Linked DNA regions of Mus musculus: region 1 is linked to region 2. The links are chromatin loops, found by intact Hi-C in ENCODE. Cell type or tissue: heart. All regions are shown on one strand. Links, peaks and the distances in the headings refer to the core of each region. The heading gives the core; the rest is flanking DNA.

Region 1 (15,296 bases), core at 3,613-11,612, 140 kb before region 2:
CCACTTTTTCTCACACCACGATTGCATGCTAGGGGCTCATCCCTGCAAACTACGGATCTGATGGTCATACAGGGTACAAGCTACAAACTTGCCTAGAATCCTTGCAAAGGTCCTGGGTCCACTTCCTCTACCCCTTCATTGTACCTCGGACAGGGCACTAGGGACACCTACTTTGAATGTAGAAAGATTCAAGTGCAGATTCTGGATCCAAAGGGGTGGTCTGACCTTGGCCATACAAGATGTCCAGATCCCTGACAGTCCATTTCCTTGATGCTGAAATAGGATTGCGAACACATTTGGATTTTGACAGAATCAATGCGTGTTGTATTGTGTGGCCGAATATATAGTACATGATATGGCTATGTATGTCTTAGGTGTTATTACTAATAAGAGCTCCTAGAAAGCATGGGTGGATCAGGCAGTGTGACCACAGGCTACAACAAGCTGTCCCTGATCTCCAGAGCCAACAGTCAAGAGCAATTCACATTCTCTGCCTGGCTACGGAATAGATGCTCAGGTGCCCGGTGCTCTGAGGTTCAGAAGAGGAGAGATGGATGCAGAAGATACAGGAAGGAGAGGCCAGGGATCCTTGGCTGCAAAGGAAGAAAGGAGCGCTGGGAACTAGATGGGGCCGGGGCAGGAGTGTTTGGGAAGCAGGCACACAGCAATGCAGAGGGAAAGTTTACCTTCCTTTGATCTGCCCCTAAAAAGTCAGCCATGCCTCTGGTAAGGCAGGTCCGAGGAGCTATGAAAACCAGTACAGAAAATTGAATCCAAATCTGGAATGAGACTTAGCATCAGGTCCCTCCCAGTTACCTTCATGTATCTTCACTTATTATGGGCTACAATGCAATGAACGTGGAAATATATTTATAAAGACATTAAAAAACAAAACAAGACAAAAACAAAAAAAAAAACAAAAAACCAAAGCCAAGTGCAGTGTGGCTGTTGGCTGTTGGCTGTTAGCTCAGTACTCAGGCAATGAATCAAGAGGATTGATCACTGCAAGTTCAAGGCCAGCCTAGGCTGTATGATGATATGCAGGCCAATCAGGGGTACAAACAAAATAAACTTAACAAGTGGAATGTCCCAGCCTGGTCTAGTTTCCCTAATGGTTACGTTAGCCTGGAATTGAGTGAACTGCTAATACAAAGCCAAGCTTCAAAGTGTCCATATCGAAAAGTATTATGAAAGGGGAAGATAGAATGAGTACACTTATGCACCATTGTGAAGTTTAAAAATTGCAAGTCAAACCCTTTAAAGTTGGAATCCATCGTCTATGCACTACAAGCTCCAGAAGCCATGAGTGCCCGGTGGGAACTGCCCAGCGATTACAGCATAAGTCAGTGAGACCCCCGCCACCCCGCCCCCCAAGCTGATTGTGCCAATGAGCGTGGGCTCCTGTGAACAGATTAGGGATTGTGCTTTTTTCTGGAGACCCAGTTCCTTTCTCCTTTCGATCCACAATTCTTCCTCTCCTGAAGTTGGGGTTTGCATTTTTATTTCTATGCAGTTTTTGCTTTGTCTAACAAGCTCTGTGAAGTTTACAGCCCCGGCTGAATTCCCTGGGAGGGACCCCCTCCTTTTATTGTTATTATTTTTTTTTTCAGTTTCCCAGTGCAGCCTTTTCTTCTTACTCGGGACACTCAACTATCTCCCAACTGTCTCTTTCCTGTCCCAAGTCACTCTTGAGAGACATGACTGAAGTTTGAAGCCTTGTCCTTTTGATGGGAAAAGGAAATTCTAAGCTCAGAATAGGTCTCTTCTGGGACAGGCACACAGATGCCACACTTGCTGGGTAATGGTGCCGGAGCCAGTCTGTCTTCATGAGTACTCTGTGTGCTGTATCCAAGGCTAAAGTAGTGACAATGATTCCTAACAGACATGTCATATCCACCATAAGTGCCATGGAGATGCACCAGGGTTTGCAGGACTTGAACTGGTAGGGGGAGGACAATGGAGACTCACTGATGTAATGGTCCCAGAGTCCTGGTCACTGTGACTCCAAAGTCTAATTGAACCTAATACTTATAGCATCTTCCTACCCAGAGGGCCATACGATGCTTGTTCTTGGCTTGTGAAGCCGCTGATATTTTAATTAATTTTTCCAGGAAAGCATTGGCCTGCAGTTCTTAGAAACATCATTTTGCTGCCTGGCCTTGCAAGAATCTGACCTATTTTAGGAAGGCAGCTCACTGTGGCCTTAGGGTTCTTTTATGCAGGAGAGAGAAATGAAGCTCTTCTCTTGCTGGCTGGGGCCTGGATACACAAGTCAATTACAGCTACTGAACGAAGACTCCATAAATGTGCCAATGAACCAAAGGTCTTCACAGATTTGTACTGAGAGGACCATCCCCAAATAACCAAATACACTGTGGTAGACGATTAGGCAGGGCCCATCCTTTGGAATACCAGAGGATCACTAACACACAAGGCCTCTCAGGGCTGTGCCCTTTGGCAGTGTGATATCTGTGGCCACACCACCTAGCTTGGTTTATGAGCAAAAACTCCACTTCCTGAACATCCATGGGCTGGGGCTGGGAACACACTAAGAATCCACTGTCCTCTTTTCTAAAGAAAAGAGAAGAAAGAAAAAAGAGAAGAGAAGAGAAGAGAAGAGAAGAAAAGAGAAGAGAAGAGAAGAGAAGAGAAGAGAAGAGAAGAGAAGAGAAGAGAAGAGAAAAGAGGAAGATAAAAAGAAAAAAAAAAACCAAAAGAGTTTTCAGCATTAGAGGAGTGTCTTGGTTTCCTCTATTTCATCTTTTTTAAAAAAAATCTTATTTACTTTATTTTATGTGTGTTGGTGTTTTGCCTGAGTGTATGTCTATGTAGGAATGTCAGATCTTGGAGTTACAGACGCTGTGAGCTGCCATGTGGATGTTGGGATTTGAACCCAAGTCCCCTGGAAGGATAGTCAGTTCCCCTAACCACTGAGCCATCTCTGGAACCCCGTGTCTTAGGGTCTCTAGTCCTATTATAAGACACCATGAAGAGCAACTAGAGAAGGAACGGAAATAAATGGAAATCAGTACAGGATCTGAAGGCAGGGACCTGGAAGCAGGAACTGAAGCAGAGGCCATGGAGGAACAGTGCTCATTGGCTTGCCCACCATGGCTTGCTCAGCCTGCTTTCTTACACACCCAGACGCCCCCCCCCCACTAGGCTGCATCCTCTCAAACCAATATTTAATGGAGAAAATGTTCTTAGAGTTTCCTCTAGGCAATCTGATGGAGGCATTTTCTCATTTGAGGTTCATCTTCTCAGATAATGTCTAGGTTTGTGTCAAGTTGACAAAACCGGACTAAGCCAGGGACTCTAGTGTTTTTGTATTCACTGGACAGCACATCCATAAATAAAGGCCTTAGTCAGGCTTGTTTTGATGCCTAGTCTCCCAAAGATGTACAATTAGAAAAGGAGCAGGCAGGAGAAGGCAATGACCCAGAAGACAAGAAGAAACGTGGCTTTGTCTAATGAAGCAAAACTCAAACTGTTCTCTATGGCATTATGAAAACACTTCTTTCTTTGGATACAGCTATACAAAGTTTCTCAGAGTTTGCAGGGAAAATAGACACTTGCCAATCAGAGGTAAGTCTGTAATTCTTATAAGCTCAGAACTGTGGAATGGAGGGAGGAAGAGAGCTGAGAGTCTGAGAGCATCCCGGGTTACACACCAACATCTTGTTTTAGAAAAGAAATATACGATCTGATTATCCTCAATCTGAAAGGCAGAAGGAATGAAGATGTCGTATGCCCTCACAAGAGCTCTTCTTTTACAAGATGTAACCTGAATGCCTTAGGTGGTTCCCCATAAAAACGGGTGATTCCTGGAACGGAATGTGCTGGAAGGAAGCCTTCCTCCCCTTAGGTGCTCCTGAAGAGAATAGCTTCTCTGTAAGTCTCTCAACCAAATAGCTCAATAACCTCAAACAGCTCAACAGCCTCAAAGAGCTCAATTGGTGCTGTGCAGTGCTCTTCTGTCACCTACTGACAACTTTGGCTCATTGCAGTTTCCCAGGCCTTGGTGTGTTGTCCAGCTCAAATTAGAGTAGTTCAGCGTGTCCAAAGGAAAAAGTAAATATCTTTACATTCTGGACAGCTATCCTATTTTCTCAATTGTCTTCGGTCTTCTACTGCTAAAATAATAATACATGTTGCTGGAGAGATGGCTGAGTAGAGATGTGCCTGCCACAGAGCTTACCCTGCAGGGTATGTGTGGCCCCTCCTCCCAGTAAATAAATCCGGCTTGAGAGATGGTTCAGTGGTTAAGAGTCTCGTTGCTCTTGCAGTCACCCCAGGTTTGATACCCAGCGCCCATATCCAGTTGCTCACAACTGCCCGTAACTCTAGCTTTGTAGAATCTGCTGCCATTTTCTGGCCTCGGCAGGCACATGCGTGTGGTACACATACAAACAACCACACAAACACATAAACAAACAAACAAACAAACAAATAAATATACTATCTAAAAAGAAACACATTTATTAATTAAAAACAAAATAACATGTCAAACAGAGTCTTATATTTTTTGTAATTTAATGTCTTGTGATTGGTATAAGTACTGTATATTTTAAAGTATTTGTTAGGTTTTTTTTTTTCATAAAATATGATTACCCTTAAGGCATTTAGGAAATCATGGGTACATTCGTGTGTGCATGTGTGCACGTGTGTACGTGTGTGTGCACTCGAGAGAGTGTATTCACAGTGGTGGTGTTTTTGGGGGATGGCCTGGGGCTTATATAGACTGATGTAGTACTGTTGAACTATATCCCAACCTCTGAAGGTATTTTAAGAGAGAAATAGTCTGTGATGGTCAGGTCTGCTTGTCAACTTGGCACATCCTAGATCTACCTGGAAACAGAGTCTCAGAGAGGGACTGTGCAGAAGAGTGAGGTTGGCCTGTGGGCATATCTGTGGGGCAATCATTCTGATCCCATTAATTGAGGTGGGGAGATCTGCCTATTGTGGGTGTCACTGTTCCCAGGGTTTGGGGCGGGGAGCAGATAAATGTCAAGAGGGTGCTGAGCAAAAGCAGGCATCCATTTGTTCCCGCTCTACTCTCACTGTGGACGTGACAGGCTGCTGCCAGTTCCTGGCTTCACTGTTCCAACACGGAGAACTGTAGCTTGTGACTGTAGACAAACAAGCCTCCTGCTCTGAAGTCGCCTTTGTCAGGATATTTTATCGTAGCAAGAATGTGATCAGAACTTAGTCTATATTGCAAATAGCAGAGGGAGGAGTCTTTGCAGAATCAGTGTTGTGGAACTCCATGGAAAATCAGCAAAGGCATAGGAGCATATGCAAATTATGTAAATACAGACTCCAGGGCGGTCATACGCACAGGCCTGTCCATGCCTTGGAAGACTGAGCCGATGTCAGCAAAAGCCACAGTTCAGTTACCCAGCCTCAGGAATTCTAGCCAATGGAAAGAATCTAAATGTATCACATGCGCGCACACAGACACACACACACAGAAAAAGCATGCTCACATAAACTTGCATATACACACAAAACCACGTGTACACACTATTAGGTATTCTCTTATTTTAATATAAAAATTAGATCGTTCTTGGAACTCACAGAGACTTGCCTCCTTCTGCCCACAGAGTGCTGGGAGAAAAGGCATGTACCAGCCTAAAAGTTATATTTCTTATAACATAATTTTCTAAAAATAAACTTTATACCTTTTTGGATCAGTAAACAACAAAAAACCCTACATTGTTTTCATGGGTGGCGACATTTGTTATTTTACTTTTGTATACTTATTATTTACATGGTGTTTATTTGTACAAGAGGAATACATTTTAATGGAGATAATTACCAGTTGAAATCATGTCAGTTTTTAAAGTATAATACTTCAAAAATGATGACTACTAGCCTACTAATTTGTCTGCAAGAGAAACCAAAAGATTGGCTTGATTTCTCTAATGTGCCAGGAATGCAGTTAGAAGAAAGAAGGGGGGGAAGGAAGAAGGAGGAGGAGGAAGAGGAGGAGGAGGAGGAAGAGGAGGAGGAGGAGGAGGAGGAGGAGGGGGAGGAGGAGGAGGAGGATGTGGGGGAGAGAAGAAGAAATCCCTGTATTTTTCCCTACAGCAGTGGTTCTCAACTTCCCTCATGTTGGGACCCTTTAATACAGTTCCTCATGTTGTGGTGACTCCTCCCCCTACCATGAAATTATTTTCATTGCTACTTCATCTTTGTAGTTTTGCTGCTGTTATGAATCATAATGTAAATATTTGTGTTTTCTGATGGACATAAGTGACCCCTGCAAAACAGTCATTCAACCTCCAAAGGGGTCATGGCCCACAGGTTGAGAACCACTGCCCTAGACAGCGATGGCTGTGACCCCACTGGTAGAAGCAGAGCTCATGGAAGGCGTGAGTCCTGGGAAAGCCAGGGCATCAGTGTAAATGCTTTCAGTTACAGGTTTTCCTTGACCTGAGTGTGTGTGTGTGTGTGTGTTGGATGTGTGACTGTGTGCTGAGAGGTCAGAGGTCAATGTCAGGTGCCTTCCTCAATTGCTCTCTACCTTATTTTGTGTGACAGGGTGTACCTCACTGAACCTGAAGCTCATCATTTCAGCTGGCTTGTCTTGACAATGAGCTCCAGGGCTCCTCCCATCTCTGCATCCCCACTCCCCTCCAGTTGGGATCATGGATACACACTATAACCGCAGGGATTTGCATGGGCGCTGGAAATCTGAACTCGGTTCTTCATGTGTGCATGGCATTCACTTTATTGGCTGAGCATATGAACTGTGGAGACTCCACAAAGTGCTTGTAGGAATGCCCTATGTTGTGGTTGGTTCTGGTATCAACTTGCCACAATTTAGGAAGGAAACTAAATAAAAGGGGCTATTTTCAGAACGAAGGTCAGGTCACCTTTTGCTCACATGACCTCCCCTCTTGCTGCAGAGTGGTATGTGCTCTGTTGCTGCCTCTGATTCCTTCTCTGACAGTAGAACCAGCTCTCCCAGTATTCCTTGTGGGCTAGGACCAGCAGCTCTCCAGATCCTTTTGGTCTTCACTGAAGCACCCTGCATGTGGACTGAACTACTGGACAGGACATTCCCCCAGTGAGAGACTTCTGTTCTGTGACTACCCAGCCTTAGGAATTGACTCCTGGGTTCTTAGTGTCTAGGGTTGTTTGTTTTGCTCATTTATATGTGTCCCTGTGCGTGTGGTTCTGTTTCTCTAAACTGACTAAAACTCCCCACACCATGTCTGTGGGTGTCCTCCTCAGGGCCGTCTCTCTAGAAGTCCCTGCCTCCTCACTTCTGTCACCACACTCTCAGATCCTCAATCTAGGTTCATGCAAACAGGGAAACAGTTGCTAATAATAACTTTTCTGTTACAATTTTCTTTTTAAATTTTTGATATGGTGTGTGTGTGTGTGTGTGTGTGTGTGTGTGTGTGTGTGTGTGTGCACACGTACAGGAGCACATGTGTGCTTGCTCATGCCAAGATGCACATGTGGAGGTCAGACGACAATTTTCAGGAGTTGTTTCTTTCCTTCCACCATGTTGGTTCTGAGGATTAGACTTGGCTGCAAGCCTTGACTCACTGAGCCATCCCGGTAGCCCATGATATTCAAAAATAAGCCATAGTAGGACAAACTATCTTAAGTTACTATAGAGATGTGCAATAGCTTTGAAAAGGGGTGTAGTAGTCTATACACAAATCGTTATACTTGAGAGGATGGGGCAGGAGGATCTGGAGTTCAAGGCCAGCTTGCATTACATAAACAGAGGAAGGAAGGAATGGATGGGTGGATGGGTGGATGGGTGGATGGTAGATGAATGCCTGCCTTAAAGTGTGGATAAAGGAGAATAACAAGAGTAGGAACATGTCTTATTTCAGAGCCTGCTATGAATCCATGCACACAGTGTGCTTTGGGTAGAAAATGACAGTTATATCAATGAAACAGAACGAGTTTCCAGAGTCTTGGTGGGGAGTTCTACTGCTCACAGCGTCTCTTCTAGGAAGCCAGGACATACTATGGTACTGTGCTGTGCACACACAGCTGCCAGAGGTGGGCACGATCTTCTCAGGGCTCAGAGCATTTCCTTTCCACTCTGTCCCAGAAATACTGTCATTTTGTCTGCCTAGAAGTGACAGGTTCCGTTCATGTTAAAAATATATATATACTTGACTCTATCCAGGTTAGGAGTGAGTCCCAGTCCTACCCACCCTTATCATCCAAGTCACCCAGCGCTATTTATTTAAAGACTGTACGTTTTCTGTGGCTCTGTCACTCTTTGTACTAAAAAAGGCACACACGAACGGCACATGATTAGCACAGGCATGTGATCCAGCACTGGGGAAAAGGCAGGACAGGAATTTAAGGCCAGCCTAGGCCTCCCTCCCTCCCTCCCTCCCTCCCTCTTTCCCTCCCCCCTCTCTTCCCCTCCCTCCCTCCTTCCCTACTCCCCCCACCAATCCTTTCTGTATCTCATTACTAAAGGGGACATTTCCTTTAAACTTCATTAAAGGATATGAAAAATGCCTACCAAATATGATTCCACTTTTGCTTAAGCCAGAGAGAAGGAAGTCTCACACCAGAGGGCAGAGGGGACTGGTGATCTCAGGAAGAGAAATGGAAAGGTGACCAAGATGACCTTTATTTAATGCAGCGTTTCTAAGAGTTCAGGAGAAAGGTGCGACTTTTTATCCTAAGACACAGATCTTAGTCCAGTGTGGTGACTCCTGCAACCTCAGCAGTTGGACAACTGAAGCAGGAGGATTGACACTAGTTTGAGATCAGCCTGGGCTACAGAGTGAGAAAACAAACTTTTATTTTTAAAACAATCTTTTATTTGCCCATCATATATATCTGAACATATATTTGGATAAACATTATATTATTTTAGTAGTAACTGAATAATTTACTCTCTAGTATAAATTACAAAGTCTAATCTCTGACTTCCAAGTATTTAAATTTTTTCTAGTATGATATAAACAAGAATAGTCAACTATTCTTGTTGCTCATTTTAATGAGAAGGAGATAGTCTTTCATTGATTAGAGCTAGGCAGCGATTCTGAAGTCAAATTCAAGAGGTAGGTGACAGAGGCAGAGAGTGCACTTGACTGCAGGATGGAAAAACAACGTGCAAAGGAGAACCCTGGGTAACAATTACAGTTCCTTAGAAATACATCAGTACATTAGAAACAATCAAATAGACAGAAAAACAAACAAACAAGCCCTCAGCCAACTTATTTGCCTATTTTAAACATTGAAACAATGTTTTTCAAATTCTAAAAGGGGTGCTTTTTCATGGCCTTTTTGCTGTAGTTATATTTGAAGACATTTTGAGATTCTTATATTCTGTAGTCTCCCCTCCCCCAGCCTGAAACCTGCTTGCTCAGGGGTAGAGCTTCCTGCTCAATCATTCTGCCATGCCCACTGCTGGAACCTGCCGCTTTGCTGTTCAGAGCCTTGCACGTGGTCATACTGCTATTGGACCCCAAGACTAATTGGCGGGAATTGGGCCCCCTTCCCCTGCTTTATAACTGCGTGCAGAACAGTAAAATTGAGCTTTGATCAGAATAACTGTCTTAGCTGCATTTTTTTATCTTGCCACCTAGACCCTCTTCTCTTCCAGGTTTCCAAAATGCCTTTCCAGGCTAGAACCCAGGCTGTGATCTGCTGGCCAGACACAACATTTGGCGAACCAACGCGGGACTGAGAAACGGCAAAGGATTTTTGGAAGAGGCACTGCTGGTTTGGAGCTCCATGAAATAATTAAAGGATAAAGGAAATTCATACCAGAGAAGGTCAGTATGGGCTAAACTGAAACAGCGTTAAACCCGAGCACTGGTTCACTTAGGTTCAGCAGTGAAGCTTAAGAGGAGCTGGGTAACAGGCCGTGGCTCTCCGAAGCTACATTAGGCGTGAGAAAAGAAAGGGTTTATTAAAAGGAAATTAATAATCAGGCGGATTGCCGCAGTTAATAAAAACTGCATCATGAGGGAGGAAAATGTCCCAAAAAAGCAGAGAGAAATTTCTCTCTGGGCCTTATAGCAGGAGTACTCTGTCCCTTTTGTGTCTCGTGTAATGTCTGGTGCACCAATCTGTTCTCGTGTTCAATTCATGTATGTTCGTGTCCTGTCTGTATGAATGAATGTTCTATGTTTTATGTTGGATAATAAAGATGGTATAAAAAACTTTATCTGCAAAGCCGAGAGCTGCCACGTGCTTCAGCTAGGAATCAAACACATGGCAGGAGGGCCCCTGCTGGAAAAACTGTTCGTTTTAGGAGAAAAGGGCGAGTGTACAGCCTCTTAGTTTTGGAGTAAAAAAGCTGATAAATGGTTCATGATTAATGTGTTTGACAAATGGTAAAGTTCCTTTTATTCTATGATTGTAGCTACAAAAATTAATATTCTCTGATTGGTCTAAATGTAACTGCTTCATTTGGTTCCTTTTTTATTGAAAATGTGCTCTGCATATTTTCACATTCAGCTCATAAGTTGTTGGTTAAGATTAATAATTGTTACATTGCTACAGATGGTTAGTGTTAAATTTGATAACTCAAGTTTAGAGTCCTTCCGACACGTGGCATAAGGCAGGCCAAGAGGCTGGGTCTCTAAAGATATTTCTAGTTTAGATAATAATTAATGTGGTTCCTATCCTAAATAGTAAAATTTAAGATAAGATTTAAAGCAATGCCTCTTTATTAAAGCATCAAAGCTTGCTTTAATAGCTATTCATAGGTATTAATTGGCAGCCAAACTTCGTAATATGATGGTAATGCTTCTAATATTGATTTTAAAGATGATAAATTGTTTTAAACTTGGGTTTTGCTTTCCCAAGGTTGTAGGTATTATCCTAACCTTGCACAAAAAACTTAAAAATTATGGTTAAAACTGCCAGTGTTCCATTGACTGCAGCTTGCAGTTGGCAAATTTAAGATTTTCTACTCACCCATATATTGTTAATTAAGATTATTACAAGAGTAATCATCTTATGAGAGAGCTAATACAGCTCACTTCATAAAAACTGTGACAGAGTTATCTAGTTATGTTTGTCTTTGTGAATAGATTAGACAATCAGTTTGGCTATAGTCGCTGCCTGGCAGGAAACTGCAGTATGGGCAATTTTTTCACAACACTAAAGTTGTGAAGAACGTTTTAACTGTAAGTCATCTTAAGATAGAGTATCAAAAATTAGAGGCATAGACAGTTAAATTGTTCCTCTAGAATCAGTCCTTATTACAGGAGGGCCAGGATGCTCAGATTAAAAAGTATTTTACGTTTGAGTCAATACAGGGCTCTGGGCAGCCCCAGAGTGGCTTGTGGCCTTCTTGTGTTTTGCAAACAGTGCCTGAGAAAGTTTTTCCCTGTGTTCAAGAAAATTTCTTTTTAACAGTGTTACAGATCTATTCAGATGTTTAAAATAATGCTTAAATTCAAAGAGTTTTGCTTCTAGTGAACTGTAATCACTAGAAAATTCTGCCTCTAGGTATGGCTAATGTAACTTTACATTATGTAAGAAAAATTTTTATTGTTTCTGCTTCTATACAAGAAGCCAAGAGTTTTAATCTTTCAGTGTATATTTTTTCCTAAGTGGAAAGTATTTTATTAACTAATGCTTCTTAAAGAAAGTTTACCTTAAATCCTTGCTCTCACCCAAGAGATTCAGAGACAATATCCTTTTATTACTGAGGGTTTTAGTTTACTACAAAAGGTTTTACAAAAAAATAAAGCTTTTATAATTGTTATTAATTATATTCATTGGTAATTAAATATTAGTTGTGCCCAAGACAATTCTTTGGCCAGAAAAAACATTATTGTAAAGTCGTTTTTCTCATCCTCCCAGCCGATTGTTGGCCCACGTGGGCCCAACTAGCTGCTGTGGGGCAGAGTCTTAAGACACACAGTCTCCCCTGTTCCAGCACAAATAATCTAGTTGTGTGCTGTAGATGGTGTTTTAAAATGCTGAACAATCAAACCTTAATTTGTATATTAATAGTCAATGCCATATCTCTGAGCTCACAATTGCTTAAAATTGTTCATCCCTCAGATACTATTAATTCTCAAATTTGCAATTGCTTATGCATATTTCTAGTTAATAAATAAATTATGCACATGTGACTCTTAATAACTTTTCAAGCTTTCTAGTTACAACCGCTCCTTAAGAAAAATGATTGAAAGTGCAATTAGTCACTGCCCCTTTACAGCCAAGTATTTAAAATGTTTTGTCAACAAGTTATTAATTCAAAAGGTTAGGTATTGTGAAATTTTAAAACTTTAACTTCTTAAAAGACAAAAAAGAGAGAAATTGTATCCCCGTACATACTATTTAGTGCATTCCCATACACACTATTTAAATCATACCTTTATTTTCGAAATTTGAAATTTAAATGTCAAAGAATTTAATAAATGCTTTATAGTATCTTAAAGGGATCTACTTATTGGCTTATAGATTGATCCTAAAACAGCTACCTTATTAGGAAAGGAAAAAACAGGTTCTCTCCACAGAACGCTGCAGAAGCATATTAATTCGTGTGACGAGCTGGCAGGTAAGTTGACTCAGTGTTCTGATTGAAATGACTAAAAAACTAAATTAAATTCATGTTTTAGATCCATCCTTGCTTGTCATTTTTCCAGTTTAGACTAGCTTCTAGCCTTTTAACTTTATGGCAATAGTTCATCAGAGACTGTGCATACTGACTTGGTAAAATTAGTCATTTAATAGAGTCATAATGATTTTTCTCTTTTCTTCAGTGTGACCAGTCATTCTAACTCAATCTTAGACTGGTCTAATATTCAGTCCAACGTTAGAGATTCCTATATTCTAAATTACCTAGCAAAGTTAATTCAGAGCACATCCCCCAAGGTCACCAAAGGCTCATCTTGCCTTTACCTTATTTGTTCTAAATATTTTGCAACCAATATTAAAGGTCAGTCAGCAGTGGATTGCCACTGGCATCTAGTTACTTCTAATTCTTATGCATTGGTAAAATGGAAGGACCCACTGACTAGCAAATAGTAGGGTCCGGATCCGGTTCTAATCTGGGGAAGGGGCTCAGTTTGTGTTTTTTCACGAGATGAAGATAGAGCATGGTGGCTGCCAGAGAGATTAATTCGTCAGATGAACACAGATTCTGAATCTTCTTATAAGTATCACCTTGAGGACTAAAATTCCTCTTTTGCTTAAAATTCAGCTGGAAACTAAAGCTCCCAGGAAAGCTGTTTTCCTGCTACTCTCTGAGCCAGCTCCCCCACAGGAGGCCTGAGACTAGCCTTAGCCTTACAATTTGCAAATGAATAAAGTACCTGAACTTCCCCAAAAGAAGCTTTGTGATGTTACTCTTCACTCTCTAAGATTTTTGTCTTTCAAGCAGGTCAATCTACACCTTCAGCAGAACTACAGTGGGCATGCATCCCCCGCCCCCAAGAGCACACAGGTGGCAAATGCTATCTTCATTCCAAGGACATTCCAGCATGTGGCTTTCAGTCTGAGTTAAAATTTAGGTTTACCAAGAGGGCTAGGAAAGTAGATATTTCTAATATTAATAGAGATTGGTTTTTATTCTGATAGACGGGCTTAGTCCCTTAGCTAGCCTCTGGCTTTTCACCCTTGCTGTTACTGCAAGGTGTCCTTAGTTCCTCAGGCTATGGGAATAACAGGGATGAAGAGGAACGACTTCCAGCTCCTATTTTAGCCACAAATCGTGGTGTTACTAATGACATAATTCTTGCCTAGGCCTTGCTAAATCTGAGGTTGACAATTCTCCCTTAGGAGCTGCACAGTCCTCAGAACTGTGCACACTGGTTCGTGATCTTACAAATACAGTATGGGTATGGCTTGGTGCAGAGAATTACTGCAGGGGAAGGTCCAGCTTGACCATTTCTGAGTTTCCTGTGGGATAAACCCGGTTTGACGGAGGTTGGTATCTATTTACAGCTAAAAAACAAAAATATCTACGGCTCTGCCTCCCCTCCCCAAAAGATACCAAGAGCCACAGGTGTGGGTCGTAACAGCACCCACGAGAGGAATCGGGTCAATGTCCACCCAAGCCAAGGTTAAAAGCTCACTCATCTACGGATGAGAAAATCATTTGATCACCTCAGTTAAGTGTGGCCTTTTTAAACTTAATTAATAGGGGGGAGAGAGGTTGGAGACCGTACTGTTAGAAGGGCAAGCCCTTCACAGTCTCCCACCCTAAAAAAGACAATTGGCCTTGTACTACCGAGCCGGTCATACCCTTCCTCCCTGTTTCCCACCTGTCATCCAAAAATGCTGAGGAATATCAACTCAGTGTTATTCTTAATAAAGTGTATTTCAAATTTGTTCAGTCAAACTTAGCCAGGGTTCCAATGCCCTACTTAAAATTCAACTAGGAAGTTACCTATTCAGTACTAATTAGCATTATAAAGTCAGAGCCTACAGCTCAGGGCTTTTCTGTTAGTTGTTTACTAGGATAGAAAGTACAGTCTTAGCCAGATACAGTTTACCATAAGAAAAGATAGGAAATCCCACGGAGACAGGTTTTTTTTTTTTCTTTAGCCCTAAGAATTCAGGCAGGACTATTGAGCATAGATTGATTTTTTGCCTCAGGCCAGCCTTTTCTATTTTTTTTTATTTTTATTAACAACAGGGAGGAGATGTAGTCTCCCCTCCCCCAGCCTGAAACCTGCTTGCTCAGGGGTGGAGCTTCCTGCTCAATCATTCTGCCATGCCCACTGCTGGAACCTGCCACTTTGCTGTTCAGAGCCTTGCACGTGGTCACCTTGCTATTGGACCCCAAGATTAATTGGCGGGAATCGGGCCCCCTTCCCCTGCTTTATAATTGCGTGCAGAACAGTAAAATTGAGCTTTGATCAGAATGCCTGTCTTAGCTGCATTTCTTTCTCTCACCGCCTAGCCCCTCTTCTCTTCCAGGTTTCCAAAATGCCTTTCCAGGCTAGAACCCAGGTTGTGATCTGCTGGCCAGACACAACAATATTCTATAGATTTTAAAAATATTTTCTCCCTAAGATTATTAACTAGTTGTATTAGTCAGGGTTCTCTAGAGTCACAGAACTTATGGATAGTCTCTAGATAGTAAAGGAATTTATTGATGACTTACAGTCGGCAGCCCAATTCTCATGAGCCATCAATCAAAGATCTATTGAACTCTTATGTGGGGAGCCGCCCTCACATTCACCGTTACAAGATGGCGCTGACATCCTGTGTTCTAAATGGTAAACAAATAATCTGCACGTGTGCCAAGGGTAGTTCTCCACTCCATGTGCTCTGCCTTCCCCATGACGACAACTCGGCCAATGGGCTGCAGCCAATCAGGGAGCGACACG
Region 2 (15,296 bases), core at 4,328-12,327:
TGTATTCCTTTCTTGACCAAGGTATCATTGAGAAGAGTGTTGTTCGGTTTCCACGTGAATGTTGGCTTTCTATTATTTATGTTGTTATTGAAGATCAGCCTTAGTCCATGGTGATCTGATAGGATGCATGGGACAATTTCAATATTTTTGTATCTGTTGAGGCCTGTTTTGTGACCAATTATATGGTCAATTTTGGAGAAGGTACCATGAGGTGCTGAGAAGAAGGTATATCCTTTTGTTTTAGGATAAAATGTTCTGTAGATAGCTGATAAATCCATTTGTTTCATAACTTCTGTTAGTTTCACTGTGTCCCTGTTTAGTTTCTGTTTCCACGATCTGTCCATTGATGAAAGTGGTATGTTGAAGTCTCCCACTATTATTGTATGAGGAGCAATATGTGGTTTGAGCTTTACTAAAGTGTCTTTAATGAATGTGGCTGCCCTTGCATTTGGAGCATAGATATTCAGAATTGAGCGTTCCTCTTGGAAGATTTTACCTTTGATGAGTATGAAGTGTCCCTCCTTGTCTTTTGTGATAACTTTGGGTTGGAAGTCAATTTTATTTGATATTAGAATGGCTACTCCAGCTTGTTTCTTCAGACTATTTGCTTGGAAAATTGTTTTCCAGCCTTTCACTCTGAGGTAGTGTCTGTCTTTTTCCCTGAGATGGGTTTCCTGTAAGCAGCAAAATGTTGGGTCCTGTTTGTGTAGCCAGTCTGTTAGTCTATGTCTTTTTATTGGGAAATTGAGTCTATTGATATTAAGAGATACTAAGGAAAAGTAATTGTTGCTTCCTATTATTTTTGTTGTTAGAGTTGGCATTCTGTTCTTGTGGCTGTCTTCTTTTAGGTTTGTTGAAGGATTACTTTCTTGCTTTTTCTAGGATGTGGTTTTCATCCTTGTATTGGTTTTTTTTTCCTGTTATTATCCTTTGAAGGGCTGGATTTGTGGAAAGTTAATGTGGTAATTTGGTTTTGTCGTGGAATACTTTGGTTTCTCCATCAATGGTAATTGAAAGTTTGGCTGGGTATAGTAGCCTGGGCTGACATTTGTGTTCTCTTAGTATCTGTTAATCTGTCCAGGATCTTCTGGCTTTCATAGTCTCTGGTGAAAAGTCTGGTGTAATTCTGATAGGCCTGCCTTTATATGTTACTTGACCTTTTTCCCTTACTGCTTTTAATATTCTATCTTTATTTGGTGCATTTGTTGTTCTGATTATTATGTGTCAGGAGGAATTTATTTTCTGGTCAGGTGTATTTGGAGTTCTGAAGGCTTTTTGTACGTTCATGGTCATCTCTTTCTTTAGGTTTGGGAAGTTTTCTTCTATAATTTTGTTGAAGATATTTGCTGGCCCTTTAAGTTGAAAATCTTCATTCTCATCTACTCCTATTATCTGTAGGTTTGATCTTCTCATTGTGTCCTGGATTTCCTGGATGTTTTGAGTTAGGATCTTTTTGCATTTTGCATTTTCTTTGATTGTTGTACCGATGTTCTCTATGGAATCTTCTGCACCTGAGATTCTTTCTTCCATCTCTTGTATTCTGTTGCTGATGCTCGCATCTATGGTTCCAGATTTCTTTCCTAGGGTTTCTATCTCCAGTGTTGCCTCACTTTGGGTTTTCTTTATTGTGTCTACTTCCCTTTTTAGGTCTAGTATGGTTTTTTTCATTTCCATCACCTGTTTGGATGTGTTTTCCTGTTTTTCTTTAAGGACTTGTAACTCTTTAGCAGTGTTCTCCTATATTTCTTTAAGTGAGTTATTAAAGTCCTTCTTGATGTCTTCTACCATCATGAGATATGCTTTTAAATCCAGGTCTAGCTTTTCGGGTGTGTTGGGGTATCCAGGTCTGGCTGAGGTGGGAGTGCTGGGTTCTGATGATGGTGAGTGGTCTTGGTTTCTGTTAGTAAGACTCTTACGTTTGCCTTTCGCCATCTGGTAATCTCTGGATTTAGTTGTTATAGTTGTCTCTGGTTAGCACTTGTTCCTCTCGAGATTCTTTTAGCCTCTATCAGCAGACCTGGAAGACTAGCTCTCTCCTGAGTTTCAGTGGTTAGAGCACTCTTTAGACAAGCTCTCCTCTTGCAGGGAAGGTGGACAGATATCTGGTGTTCGGACCTGCCTCTTGGCAGAGGATGAAGGCCCGAAACAGGGTTTGTCCCAGAATCTGTGTAGCTTCTGCAGTCCACACTCTCCCCTGTGCAGAGTAGTCTAGGCAGAATCCCAGAACCAAGATGGCTCCCCGAGATGCTGTGGCAAATCCCTCCTGAGTGGGGCGGACACCTCTCCTCTGGCAGGGAAGGTACCCTGGTGTCTGGAGCCCAAAACACGGTCTGCCCCAGAAGCTCTGTGGCTTCCACCTGTCCCAGAAGCTGTTAGCCTCTGCAGTCCACACTCTCCCCTGCGCAGAGTAGTCTAGGCAGAATCCCAGAACCAAGATGGCTCCCCGAGATGCTGTGGCAAATCCCTCCTGAGTGGGGCGGACACCTCTCCTCTGGCAGGGAAGGTACCCTGGTGTCTGGAGCCCAAAACACGGTCTGCCCCAGAAGCTCTGTGGCTTCCACCTGTCCCAGAAGCTGTTAGCCTCTGCAGTCCACACTCTCACCTGCGTAGACCAGACTATGTGGAATCCGGGAACCCCCATCTTTTCCATTTTTAATGTGGAAAAAATCCGTTTTAACTTACAACTGGCGTGGTAAATAGTTAATCTCAATTGGAGATTTCTACCTGATTTTTTGATCATTGAGTTTCCAAGTAAAAGATAAAAAGTTTTAAAGCTCTAGAGCTGGACAGATATCTCCCCTCATGCTATTATGTCTACTTCCCTGTCAATAGCCCTGAGATATGACTTGCCCTGTTCTGCCAGGGCTGCCCTAAATCTGACTGGCCAGCTCTTATAGCCATTCCTCAAGATCCCTTTCTCCATGGTGTCTTCTCTCACCACTTCCTCTCTCCTCTCATGGTCTCTGCCTCAGACTCCAAGCCTGTGAACTGAAACTCTACCTACCTCTCTTGTACCCAGCTATAGGCCATAGGCATCTTTATTCAACCAATAGTTTTAAACATCACTTGGTGTATGTGAGGATATCCTTGTCCCTAGGGGCAACCAGACCTTGGAGAGCTAGTATTTAGTGTTACAATACATAGTGATCAACCAAACCTTAACAAATAACTCTCTCCTTCCTTTGGAAACTTTACCTTTTCATTTTTTTAAAAGTAAATATTTCTTCCTATTAAATTTTATACACAGTTTAGAAGTTTGGGGTTTTCAGTCCCTTTGTAGCTTTGGGGGAAGGTTCCTTTTACCCTTCAGTGCAGCTGTAGGCTCCTCAGATCAACAAATATCTATGGCAGTTAACTCCACACCTTTGGCTCAGCCCAGCCCTCAGCCTGACTGTGGTTTGTGGCCTTAGAACCGGCATGTGTTTCTGCGGTCATCTGGGGTCCATGTGCCAACTGGGTTGGGCTGCTGTTTGCCAACCTATGCCAAAACTTTCCTCTCACGAGGCCCCTGCACAGCTGCAGGCTTTTCATGAAGGCATATTTTGTTTTCCCACTGGCTGCATCAATGAAGACTGCAGGACCTAGCAGGTAATATTCAGTCCCTCCACGTACTAGGAAGTGCACTCAGACTCCAATCTGAGTGCAGCCTCTGCTCGATACAACCTACCAGCTATGCTGCAAGGCAGCAGCTTCTCTTAATGGAGCCATGCCTCTGAAATGCTTTGGTTCTCCACTCTTGGCTAGAAAACCATCTTTCACCCAGGACTCTGTCTAAGAACTGAATATGAAATTAAAAGGGTTGGGTTGCATGGCACCATATATGAATGAATTATTTATTCTAGCTAGCCCATATAAAAGAAACAGAAACCTGGTATTTTATTTACAAGCTGTAAGCCTGGACTGGGTAAAATCTATGCTATTCTCACCTATATCCAAGCCCATATGCCCCTTATCACTTGAGTCTCTCCCCGGCTGCTTCTCTCAGCCTGTCTTCAAGGTGCACTTCTCCTGGCACATGCTCATGCTCCATCTGGACTCATGGAGGCCTCCTTCTCCCTCTGTCCTATTCTCCTTGTTCTTCCCCCGGTCTCTCCTGAGACCTCTCACTCAATCCTCAAGTCCTGCATTTTTCTCTCTCTACTGCCCAATCACAGGCTCTAGCTTTTTATCAGCTTTAAATTGGGGAGAAAGGTTTGTCTCACATCCACAACAAAGGCTGGTGTATGTGAGAATGCACTTGTCTGGACAGCAACCAGATCTTGTGTTCAGACTCCATCTTAGACAATCTGACTTAAAGTTGAACTCTCTAGCACCAGTTTCCAGGTCACTCCCCAACAAGCCTGGACCTCCAGGTTACAAGCTGCCCCTGTCACTTCACTTCCTAAGAACCCCCAATCAGGAGGAAAGCAGAAATTAAGTTTATAGTTTGACTCCCAGCACCAGCCAATTATTTTAAAGGGCAACAAAATTCCATAATAGCCCCCAGTCAGCTGTGTGAGTAGTAGAAACTTTAAGGGTTCTTTGGCAAGTCAGTTGTGTTGGATGGTGTTTTGCTGGGGCAAACAAGTGATGGAGTGTTTTCCTGAAGTGAACACAGGTGAAAGACTGAGGCACACTCACGACGGAACATTTCACTGAAGCTGACCCAGGAGAAAGGGTATTCTGCTAAAGCAAGAACATGAAAGAGCACATGATAAAAGATTCTTTGCTAACAACACATATGTATTAGTTTGCCTTACATTGCATAGTTGAGCTGCATTTGTCAAGACTCCACAAACTCATGCTGATTAGATACACGTGCTGAGGTAAGACCTGCAGAGGGCACATGATGCCTGGAGGGTATAAATAGGACTCGATGGACAGTGAAGAAGACAGAGCTTGGTTTGCTTATAGAGCTCGCTGTTCAATGCTTGTGGGTCTTGTATCTTTGCTGATCTTAACTTCCCCAAGAAAGGCACAGCAGAGAACTTCTGGTGTCCCTCATGGTCCCTCCTGCTGACTTGAGCTGAGGCTGAGGCCTGGCTGTCTCTGCTAAGTAGTACCACTGTTGCTGATTCATGTTTGCTATCACGACTCAAATGAAACTGTGCTGCTGGCATATCTGTGAAATGTTTTCGAGTGGATCGAGCTGCCGTTGCTAACCTGGAAGCTGCTGATAGGAGTTGCCCTAAGGAACCTTTCTAAACAGGTCCATACTCCCAACCCCCATCCTTTCTTTCCCACTACCTCTGGTGGGTGGTGGGCTAAAGGGGATGTTAAAGTGTTTAAGAACCATTATTAAAAATAAGGTTTGAAAAACTTAAAGTTACATGTGTGCCAGGCTAGAAACCCCCTCAATTGCTTGCCATTTCCTATAAAACCTTGTCCTGGTGAGAGCTTGAGGCTTCACCCTCCATTTCTGCTGTGTCAGAGACAGCTGTGTGGCTCAAGCTTGAGACCCTACTGGGATTGCATCAGAATTGACTCCTTGGTGGCCTTTTAGGATTCACAAGTCAGGCACAACACTGAAATAGGTATCTAGTCTTCCATTTGTGACTCCCTTTCATTGAGTATTTGGTTTGTTTCCAGGAGAGTTCCCAGTGCTATTGGCAGTCCTGTTAGAACCATAAACACTGACCAGATAACAAGGGCAACAATCCAAGGGAGAGCAAAGCTAAAGTTCCCACAGAAAATAAAGTCAGGATGCTGATTGATTCATATTAAATTCTAGCTTAATTGCTTAAAAATGGTTTTATATGGCTGGAGAGAGCACTTAGTAGTTAACTGTGTATTCTGCTCTTGCAGAAGACTGGGTGGAGTTCAGTTCCCAGCATTCAGGTTGGGAGCTTACTGTCACCTGTCATTCTGGATCCAGGGGAGCCCAATAATGAGCCTCCTTGGGCATATGCGTATACCCCACACAGATATACGTATATGCATAAGTAAAAATAAAATAAGCCTTTAAAAATACCCTTTACAAAAGCACTTTTTATGGATACTAATGAGAGATGGCCCAGTGGTTAAGATGCTATTATGTCATGAGGACCAGAATTTAGATTCCAGCACCCACATCTGGCAGCTCACAAATGCCTATACCTCTAGCTCCAAGGGATTTGATGCTCCAAAGGTATCTGAACATACAAGTATACATATACTCCCCCATATACGTAAATAACAACAACAACAAAATAATGTACTACACACAGAGAACGGAGAAACCACCATCGCAAACAGCTCTAAGTCTCCATTGAATTTTATCATATTTTAACATCTTTGTTTCAGACACAGGAATTTTTTTCTATTGCCTTTTATCTCCCTCCCTGACCCCTTTCTCTTTCCTTTGGTTTCTCAGTGTAGCCTTGGCTTTCCTAGGACTCACTCTGCAGACCAGGCTGGACTTGAACTCACAGAGATCTGCCTCTGCCTCCTGAGTGCTGGGATTAAAGGCATGCACCACCATGGCCCAGCTCTAATGCTTTTTCTAAAGAGTTTGCAGATACAGTGTGGACTTCATATATTTTTCAGTCTGGAAAGGTTGTTGCAATCTTATCAATTACTTTACATTGTGATATCCCTTTGATTTTCTATATAAATAATCATATTTATGCAAATCAGACAGTATTTTCTCTCTTACAGCTGTCTGACAATAATGCTTATTTGCAGTTTTAGGAATTGAGACTATGACCTTGCTCTTGATAAACAAGTTCTCTGCCACTAAGGTGCAACCCCTGTCCTGGTGTACACTCTATGCTGGGAGCTCTTCAGCACTTCTGACTTCTTTACCCAATCTCATTCAGGTGCCATCTGATGGTGCATCTGTGCCCTGAGGATTGGCTCAGCAACATCACACAAACAACACAAAAGGAGGAGAGGTTAACACTCCATGAACATTGACAGATGGGAACTCAGGAAGTGGAAAAAGGCTTCACCCTTCCTTTTCTCGCAAATGGTTCTGGCAGGCAGGTTCAAGGCTTCTGAGAGAAGACATTTTCTCTCCCCCTTTGGGGCCCCACTGTTGATTGCTGGCATGCTTGCCTTGTTTCTGACGTGTTTCAGTAGGAACACGTCTACTCTTGGATGGAGAACAGTATTAGGAAACTCACAGCCAGTGTGTATCTGGATTCTAAGTAATTCATCTTTGTTGTCAGCTTGACTGACCTTAGAATACCCTGGGAGACTTACTTCTGGGAACATTTGTGAGAGCTTGTCCAAAGATTACAGAGACAAGAAGACCCGCCCTGCATGTGAATGACTCCACCCCATGAGCTAAAATTGAAGAGGAGGAAGGAAACTAAGCAGAAGTCCACCCAACTCTCTGCTTCCTGATCTGCCCAGATGTGGGCACACAGTTGTATCAAGCTCTACATGGCACCCTCACCAAAGACAATTCTGCCATTTTGCCTTTCCTGCTACTATAAACCTCAAACCTGGAACCAAAATAAACCCTTGTGCTGTTGAGTTGTTAATCACAGAGGCGAAAAAATAACTAATACACTTCCCAAAAGACAGCCACTGCTGATGAACAAGGGGCCATTCTCTACATCAGCCTTTCCCCCTTAAATACAAAGGGGTACTAGTGGCTGAGGTGGCTAGCGTGACTCCCCTCTTTAAAGAATGATCAGATGACCCATATGTCAAGAACAGAGGTCAGCTGAGTCCTTAGTACAGAACCATTGCCACCTAGTGGCAGCCCAGATTATAATGGGACTCTTGTACCACAGAAAGGGGAGTGTTTCTTCCTCATCAAAATTAATTCTAGTCCAAATTTGGATCTGCTCTCAGAGTTGGGACGTATCACACAACACCACTATCCTGTGTTGCTTCCTCACCATTGTCAACTCAATGGATCTACAGTCATCTAGGAAACAAACTGAGGTGTGTGTGTGTGTGTGTGTGTGTGTGTGTGTAAGCATTCTCAGAGAGGTTTAACTGCAAGGAAAGATTTACGTTGAACTTGGGTTGTACTCTCATGGGCTGAGATTCTGGAGAGAGTAAAAGTGATTTGAGTACCACCATCCCCCTCCCCCCACTCTTTTTCTCTCTTGCTACCATGCCTTCACCATCATGATGGACTATACCCTCAAAGGATGAACGAACCCCAATAAGCCCTTCCTTAAGTTTCCTCTGTCAGATATTTTGTCACGGTGACACCATGGTAATACAATCTTCGTGGTAGTCCATGGATTTTTGCTTCACAGCACATCCTTGTGGAGTGCACTGGTTTTTATCAGCACTGTTTTGAGGCAGGGTTCACTTTGATGCAGGGCTCACATAGTTTAGGTTGGCCTCCAACTTGCTATGTAGCCAAGAATCACTTTGAACTCTCAATTCTCCTTCTTCTCCCAACTGCTAGGACCACAGGTGTGTGCCACGACAGCTTCTCCCAACTGCTAGGACTGCAGGTGTGTGCCACGACAGCTTCTCCCAACTGCTAGGACCACAGGTGTGTGCCACGACAGCTTCTCCCAACTACTAGGACTACAGGTGTGTGCCAAGACAGCTTCTCCCAACTGCTAGGACCACAGGTGTGTGCCACGACACCTGCTCAATCTCACTGGATTGACCCATGTCCTAGAAAACAAGGGGATCCCAGGTAACAGGCTAGGAATGGGCTAACCAAAACTCAAGTTTTAAATGTACCAGTTAGGGTATAATAGTCTAGAAGAATATGCTCTCACAGACAGCCACTAGTAAACGTATATGACAGGCAATGTATGATGTCATTCCTCCTGCCAGTCTGGCTTTCTAGAGGAGGATAATTCTGCTCATTCTCTTATCTAACAGTTGCAGGATTCTTCATCTCCTTCCATGATGCTGAGTTCTGCTGGTTGGAGGCCAGGAGTGCCAACAACAACTATTGGGTTTCCTCCTACTACTGAAGTGAAGGGCACAGAAAGACAATGACAAGTCGCCGGGATGACAGATTCAGATTACTAAAGGGAAATCAGGTTGCTAGTACATAGTAGTGCTTAGAAAGTCTATGCTGAAACTCAAAGACAACTTGTGCTATTAAAGAATTCATGTGTTCACCTATAAAGAAGTCCAGAAATACACAATGGAGACAAAATAAACAGCATCTTCAACAAATGGTGCTAGTTAACCTGGGCAGCCGCATCTAGAAGATCCAAATAGATCCATACCTGTCACCTCACACAAAACTCAACTCCAAATGGATCAAAGGCTTCAACATAAAATCAAATACACTGAACCTGATAGAAGAGAAAGTGGGAAATAGCCCTGAACTCTTTGGCACAGAAAAAGACTTTCTGAACAGAACACTATTAACATGGTCACTAAGATCCACAATTAATTAATTGGACCTTGTGAAACTGAAAAGATTCTGCATGTCAAAGGACAGCATTATTCAGACAAAGTGGCAGCCTACAAAATGGAAAATGTTTTACCAACTACACATTTAATAGAGGGCTACTATTCAAAATATAGGGAAAAAAATCTAAAAAAAAAAATCCTAGGTATCAAGGAAACAAATACCTCAGTTAAAAAGTGGTACACAGAAGTGGGAGAGAGGACAGCATAGATCATATAATGAATTCCTTATATGTGAAGTTTTCCACAAAACAAAAAAGAGACAGTCAAACAACCTTGCCTATCAATGCAGCATTACATTACATTTTGTTTAAATTTAAAAAGTTTATGTATGTTTATGATACAGACGAGAAAACCCTGAGAATATGTCTTCTCACTTCTAATTGATTAGAATCTCTGAAAATGTAACCAGCATAATGTTCAATTGTAGACACTAAAAGACAAGTAAAATGTGAGAAATGCAATATTGATTAATAAAGAAAAAGAAAGAAAAAAGTGGTATACAGATCTAAACAATAACAACAACAAAAAAATCTCGAAAGAGGAAACTCAAATGATTGAGAAACATTTAAATGTTTAACATCCTTCACCATCAGGGAAATGTAAACCAAAAGTCCTTTAAGCTTTCATTTTACCTCTGTCTGACTGGCTAAGACAAGTGATAGCTCATGCTGGCAAGGATGTAGAACAAGGGTAACTCTCTTCTATTGCTGATGAGAGTGCAGACATGTATAGCCACCATGAAAATCAGTGTGGCAGTTCCTCGGGAAGGTGGGATTGATCTACCTCAAGATACAGCTATACCATTCTTTGACATATACCCAAAGGATGCTTCATCCATTCACAAAGGCACTTGCTCAACTATATTCGTGTCTGCTTTATTTATTCATAATAGCCAAAAATTGAAAACAACCTAAATATCCTCCCTTGACAGTAGTGGATAAAAAAAAGTTATACATTTATATAATTGAATATTAATCAACCATTAAATAAAATAAAATCATGAAATTGCAGATAAATGGATAGAATTAGAAAAAATAATTTTAAGTGAGGTATCCCATATCCAGAACAACAAATATGGTATGTATGTGGATATTAGTTGCTAAGTCAATAGTAACCAAGCTACAATCTGTAGAACCACAGAGGTTAAGTATGAGATAAGGGACTGAGGGGAGAGAGTAGATCCCCCTAAAAAAGTGAATTAGAATATTTAGTTATGGATAGATGGGGGGGCTGAAATAGGAGGGTCAAATGGAGAGGAGGAAGGAACAGGGGGACAAAGAGGGAATATAGAAAGAGACAGCTAAAATTAAGGACATTTTAGGGGTAATATGGGAACCTAATACAGTAGAAGTTTCCTAAAACATACACATGTATGAAGATAATCTAAAAGATATTACCAAATTATGAGGTAAGGTAGCCCCAATTGGACAGCTATTGTCTCCAAATGAACCTTCTGGTACTAGGATTGGGTTACATCGAATTGATTTGTTGGCAATGGGGTTCCATGGGCATCCCTAAACAATTCAATCTGTTGCCAAGACTATAGGTGGCTCTCCACAATCTGATGACAAGGTCCCATTGCTGAAAACATCTACACAACTCATTGAACACAGAGACGTTGAACTGGTGCCTATGTAGAGTCTTCACCTTGATGTGTTAGTGTCTTTGATACAGAGAAGTACCCTGCATATTGTCAAAAAAGAAACATAAACATCAACCCAGTCACAAACTCTTTTATCAACAATGGTGTCGCCGACAAGATATGCTAGTGTGTTAGAAGCACAGAGTATATGGGAATGAACAACCAGTATCTGATTAGACTGAAAGCCCACTGCAAAAGGTGGAATCCACAACTTGAGTGACCAAGAACTTGAAACCAAATAGCCCAGAGAGTCAGAGTATTTGGGTAAGATCAAATACTACTGTTCTTACAAAAAAATAAAAAAAAATAAAAAAAATTTAAAAAAAATGTAGCAGTGAAATGACTCCTAATGACATTATGCTAAACTCAGAGATCAGTGCCTTGTTCAGCCATTATCAGAGAAGCTTCCTCCTGCAGCAGAGGGAAACAAATACAGAGGCCCACAGACAAATACTACGCAGAGAGTTAGAGACCTTGGAACACTAAGCCTTTCATGCGATGTCTCCATCCAATCTCTTCCCATGGGGCTCATGGAATCCTGCTGAGGAGACAGCAGAAAGAGTATAAGAACTACAGTGATAAAAGATAGCAAGGAAGGAAGACCCTCTAAGTCAACATGATGAAAGCATATATGAACTCACAGTCGGAGGCAGCATGGGTCTGCAGGTCTGCCCTAACAAGGCATCCTAGAGCTTGAAGGGAGAAGTGGACAGAAGCCCCTGTCCATAACCCAGGAGCTATGTCCAACTGATAACCACTTGCACATGAAAACTTAGTTTCCTCCAAGGGAGTCTCACTGGGGGAACAAAATTTCTCTTAAGGGTAGGCTGCATATCCAGCAGTGAATGGCCAACAGAAAATGAAATCAACAGCATCTTTGGAGGTTCCTTGTCTCATAATATCACATCAGGGCTCCTCACCCACTTTAATTTTATCTTATTTTTTTAAAGTTTTGTCTTATTTTATTCTTTTCTCCCTTTTTACTCTACAGGTCCTTTGTGTACATACAATTGCTTCCAGGTTAGTGTTTTTCTGGGATTCCTGAGTGTGTAAATAAGAAGCTCTCTGATTCTTGTGCCTTTTCTTGGTCTCTTTTCATTCTGTTTGTGCTATCCAATTCCAATGTGTTAGTTTTGGTTTTATCTTACTATATTTTATTATTGCCCATAGAAGTTTATTTGTTTTCTAAAGAGAGGCAGACAGATGGTGAGGAGCTGGGAGGAGTATAGGAGGGAGAACCGTAAAAAGGATATATTGCGTGAGGGAAAAAAAAAATCTATTTTCAAGGAAAGGTAAAAGGAAAAACTGGACATGGGCTGGGGAGCAGTCTCAACTGGTAAAACCCCCAAGTCACGCACATAGAAATCTGAGATTGCTTCACCAGAATCCAGGTAAGAAGCCTGAGCAGTGGCCCATGCTTGTAATCCCCGTGATGGGGGAATGGGAGCTGAGACAGGAAGACCCCTAGAAGCACACTGACCAGCTAGTTTATCCTTCTCTGCAAAGCCCCAGGCTGTCTCGGACAAGAAGATGAAAGGCACCTGGAGAAATTGTCCTCTGCACCCCCCCCACACACACACTCAAGCACACTTGCATATGCAGATATGTGTGCACACACAGAAAAAATTAAGCTGAGTCTATATACAGCCTATATCCTTTGCCTCAGATAACAGAGGAAATATTGTTTTCAATATTGCCTCAGAATTTTCTCCAACTAGCCCAAATGGAATTCACCACAGCCATAAGCAAAACATGCAGAAGACCAGGACGGGAAAGTTCCATTTCAGACTTGGAACTGACATGGGGTTCTCACTCTATTCCAGGCCAGCCTGTGTTAGAAATGTGTTTAATATTGTAAAAAAGAGGACTACCTCATCAGTTACAGTGTCTTGGTAATGCCTTATTAACTTCTGGATGGAAGGTTGCATGGTCCAAACCCCAGAGGGGTAAGCACACATGGTCAGCATGGCCTCTATCCTTTATCCCTATTGAGAGCTGTTCCTCGTTGTCTGAGGTCCCACCCCACAGTCCACCCCTGATGGGGCTGTCTTGGAAAGCCGCTGGGAGAGAACAGAAGGGAAGTATAAAGGTGACAGTGTTTAAACACTGAAACATTCCAAAATTTATGAGTGTACACGGTCTCCAATTCAGCAGTGAGTCACCATTGCAGGAAAGCTGATTACATGTTTAAAAAAAAAAAAACTAAGCTAATCTAACCAACAGGAATAAATGGCAAGGGGCAGGGTTTATGAGCAGAAGCAGGGGCAATTACTAAACCAGCTTAAGACAAATTTCTCACACCTGAAATTCACTATGAAACCCAGGCTAGCCTCAAACTAACAGCCACTCTCAAACCTCAGCCTCTTGAGTGCTGGGATTACAGATGTGAGCCAGCACGTCCTATTGGCTACAGCTTTTATACCTCTATGGAGTGAGCTTCCCTGGGATTTCTGCCTGCCGTGTTCTACATCAGAAGGCATGCTACTAGAACAGAGTAGAGCTTCATCAGCCTCAGTGGCATCAACTCAGGTGTGTCAAATCCATCAAGCCATTTGCATTAGGTCTCCAGCAAGAACTTGCTGAAGCCACACCTCCACAAACCAGCAGCCTACTATGGCATGCATCAGCAGCTTCTAGAAGCTCTGCTTACAGAGGTCAGGTCCACTGTATGACAGATTCTGCTGGGTTCATCCCATTTCTCTCCCGTAAATAGCATATAAGATGCTGTGCTTCTTAAGCTTGCTTGGCATACGTCACAGCATATGTAAGACCTCCTGAGTCCATCTCTTCTATCTTCTTTATCTTTCATCCCCTGGCACCTCCCACACAGGACTCTGTCACTGAAGAAAATCTGCTGATCCAGGTTACAGGTCATAGAGATGGCTCAGTGGCTAAAAGAACTTGCTGTCAGGCCCAATTGGTGACCTGAATTCAATTCCCAGGACCCGTAAGGTGAAAGAAGAGAACTGATTGCCAAAAGTTGTCCTGTGCTCTCCACACGTGTGCTGTGACATATGCAGCCCCCTTAACACAAAGTAAACTTTTAAAATATAAATGAAAACATTTTGAGGAGCTCAAGGTCATTCTCAACTACACAGTCAGTTGAAGCTCAGTCTAGGCTACAAGGAATCATTGCAAGAAACCCAAAACCCAGCAGACACGGACGAAGGGCTCCCTCTCAGAAAACCAGCCTGGGACTACAACACGGGAGAAGGTAGGGATTGTCTCTGAGTTTATCGGCAGTCTCTGATGGCGGGTCTCAGGGCCACTGCTAAGCTACCCACCAATTTGGCTGAGGTTTATGATGTCAGGCAGAGAGATAATGAGAACCCTGCAGAGTTTCCTGAGAGGATTATGGATGCTTTCCGCTGTTACACACACTTAGATCCTGAAGATTTGGCAAACACAAATACAGTGGTGCTACATTCATAAACCAATCGTCACCGGACATAAGAAGGAAGTTACAGAAACTACAGAGATTATGAGAAAAGTCATTGAGAGATTTAGTGGGAGTGGCAGAGGAAGTGTACCATAACAGGAAAACTAAAGATGAGGAAAAGGCCAACCCAGGGAAGATGTTAAGCAGAGATATAGCAAAAATCCTGCTAGCCCTTGGTAATTCAGACCAGAAATAGACGAGGCGCCAGCTCCAGAACATTGCAGAAGGGAGGGAGCCAAAAGAAAGCTGCCAGCCAGAACCCAGAGAGAGCCTTGGGTAAGGATCAGTGTGCTTACTGTAAAGAGGAAGGACACTGGGCCAGAGAGTGCCCAAAGAAAAAGCTTAAAAACAAGATCATGGTCACTGAAGAAGACTTGAGGGGGATCAGGCTCAGACCCCCTCCCCAAGCCCATGGTAACCCTCAGAGTTGGGGTAGAGCCTCTGAGCTTCCTGGTGGATACTGGAGCCCAACATTCGGTGCTCATAAAGGCTGAAGGGCCTTTGTCTAGTAAAAAATCCTGGGCCCAGGGAGCCACAGGCGCCAAGCAAATTCATGGACTACTCAAAGGACTTGGGAACTGGACAAGTGTCCCACTCCTTTTAGTGATCCCTGAATGCCCATAACCCTTGTTGAGGAGAAATTTACTAACAAAAATGAGAGCTCAGATTCATTTTGACCCTGGGAAAGTCTGGCTAACAGACTGGAAAGGAAATCCAATACAGGTGCTGACACTTAACCTGGTCTCTGAGGCTGAATATAGACTGTATGAATCACCAGCCAGCCCCAAACAAGACCTAGATGTCTGGCTGGAAACATTTCCCCGGGCATGGGCAGAGACCAGAGGAATGGGACTTGCAAAACATCGACCTCCTGTATTTGTAGAGCTCAATCCAGGAGCAGATCCA

Evidence for each region. Hi-C counts contacts between places; a loop is a spot of excess contacts. Peaks named below come from ENCODE experiments on the same cell type or tissue, not always from the same donor. Only the 100,000 strongest peaks of a DNase experiment are listed, where the experiment ranks them.
Region 1: it touches region 2 in a loop (2.5-fold over the local background); 5 of 42 quality-filtered maps call a loop at or near these places.

Annotation. Positions count from the first base shown.
Region 1 is chr13:24,470,757-24,486,052 of GRCm38, reverse strand. Cmah (cytidine monophospho-N-acetylneuraminic acid hydroxylase) reads right to left here. Exons shown (of 17, transcript NM_001111110.2): 17 at 8,764-15,296. Among named protein-coding and RNA genes, the nearest start is that of Gm22013, 8.4 kb to the left of the region's middle. In heart, for the core only: a CTCF peak has its summit at 3,989; a DNase peak (open chromatin) is centred at 8,252; H3K27ac peaks cover 2,120 bases.
Region 2 is chr13:24,330,419-24,345,714 of GRCm38, reverse strand. The region is part of intron 1 of Cmah (cytidine monophospho-N-acetylneuraminic acid hydroxylase); the gene reads right to left. Gm11342 (predicted gene 11342) reads left to right here. Exons shown (of 4, transcript NR_167750.1): 3 at 8,333-8,463; 4 at 8,764-9,016. Among named protein-coding and RNA genes, the nearest start is that of Cmah, 11 kb to the right of the region's middle. In heart, for the core only: a CTCF peak has its summit at 7,667 (motif pointing left); a DNase peak (open chromatin) is centred at 7,224.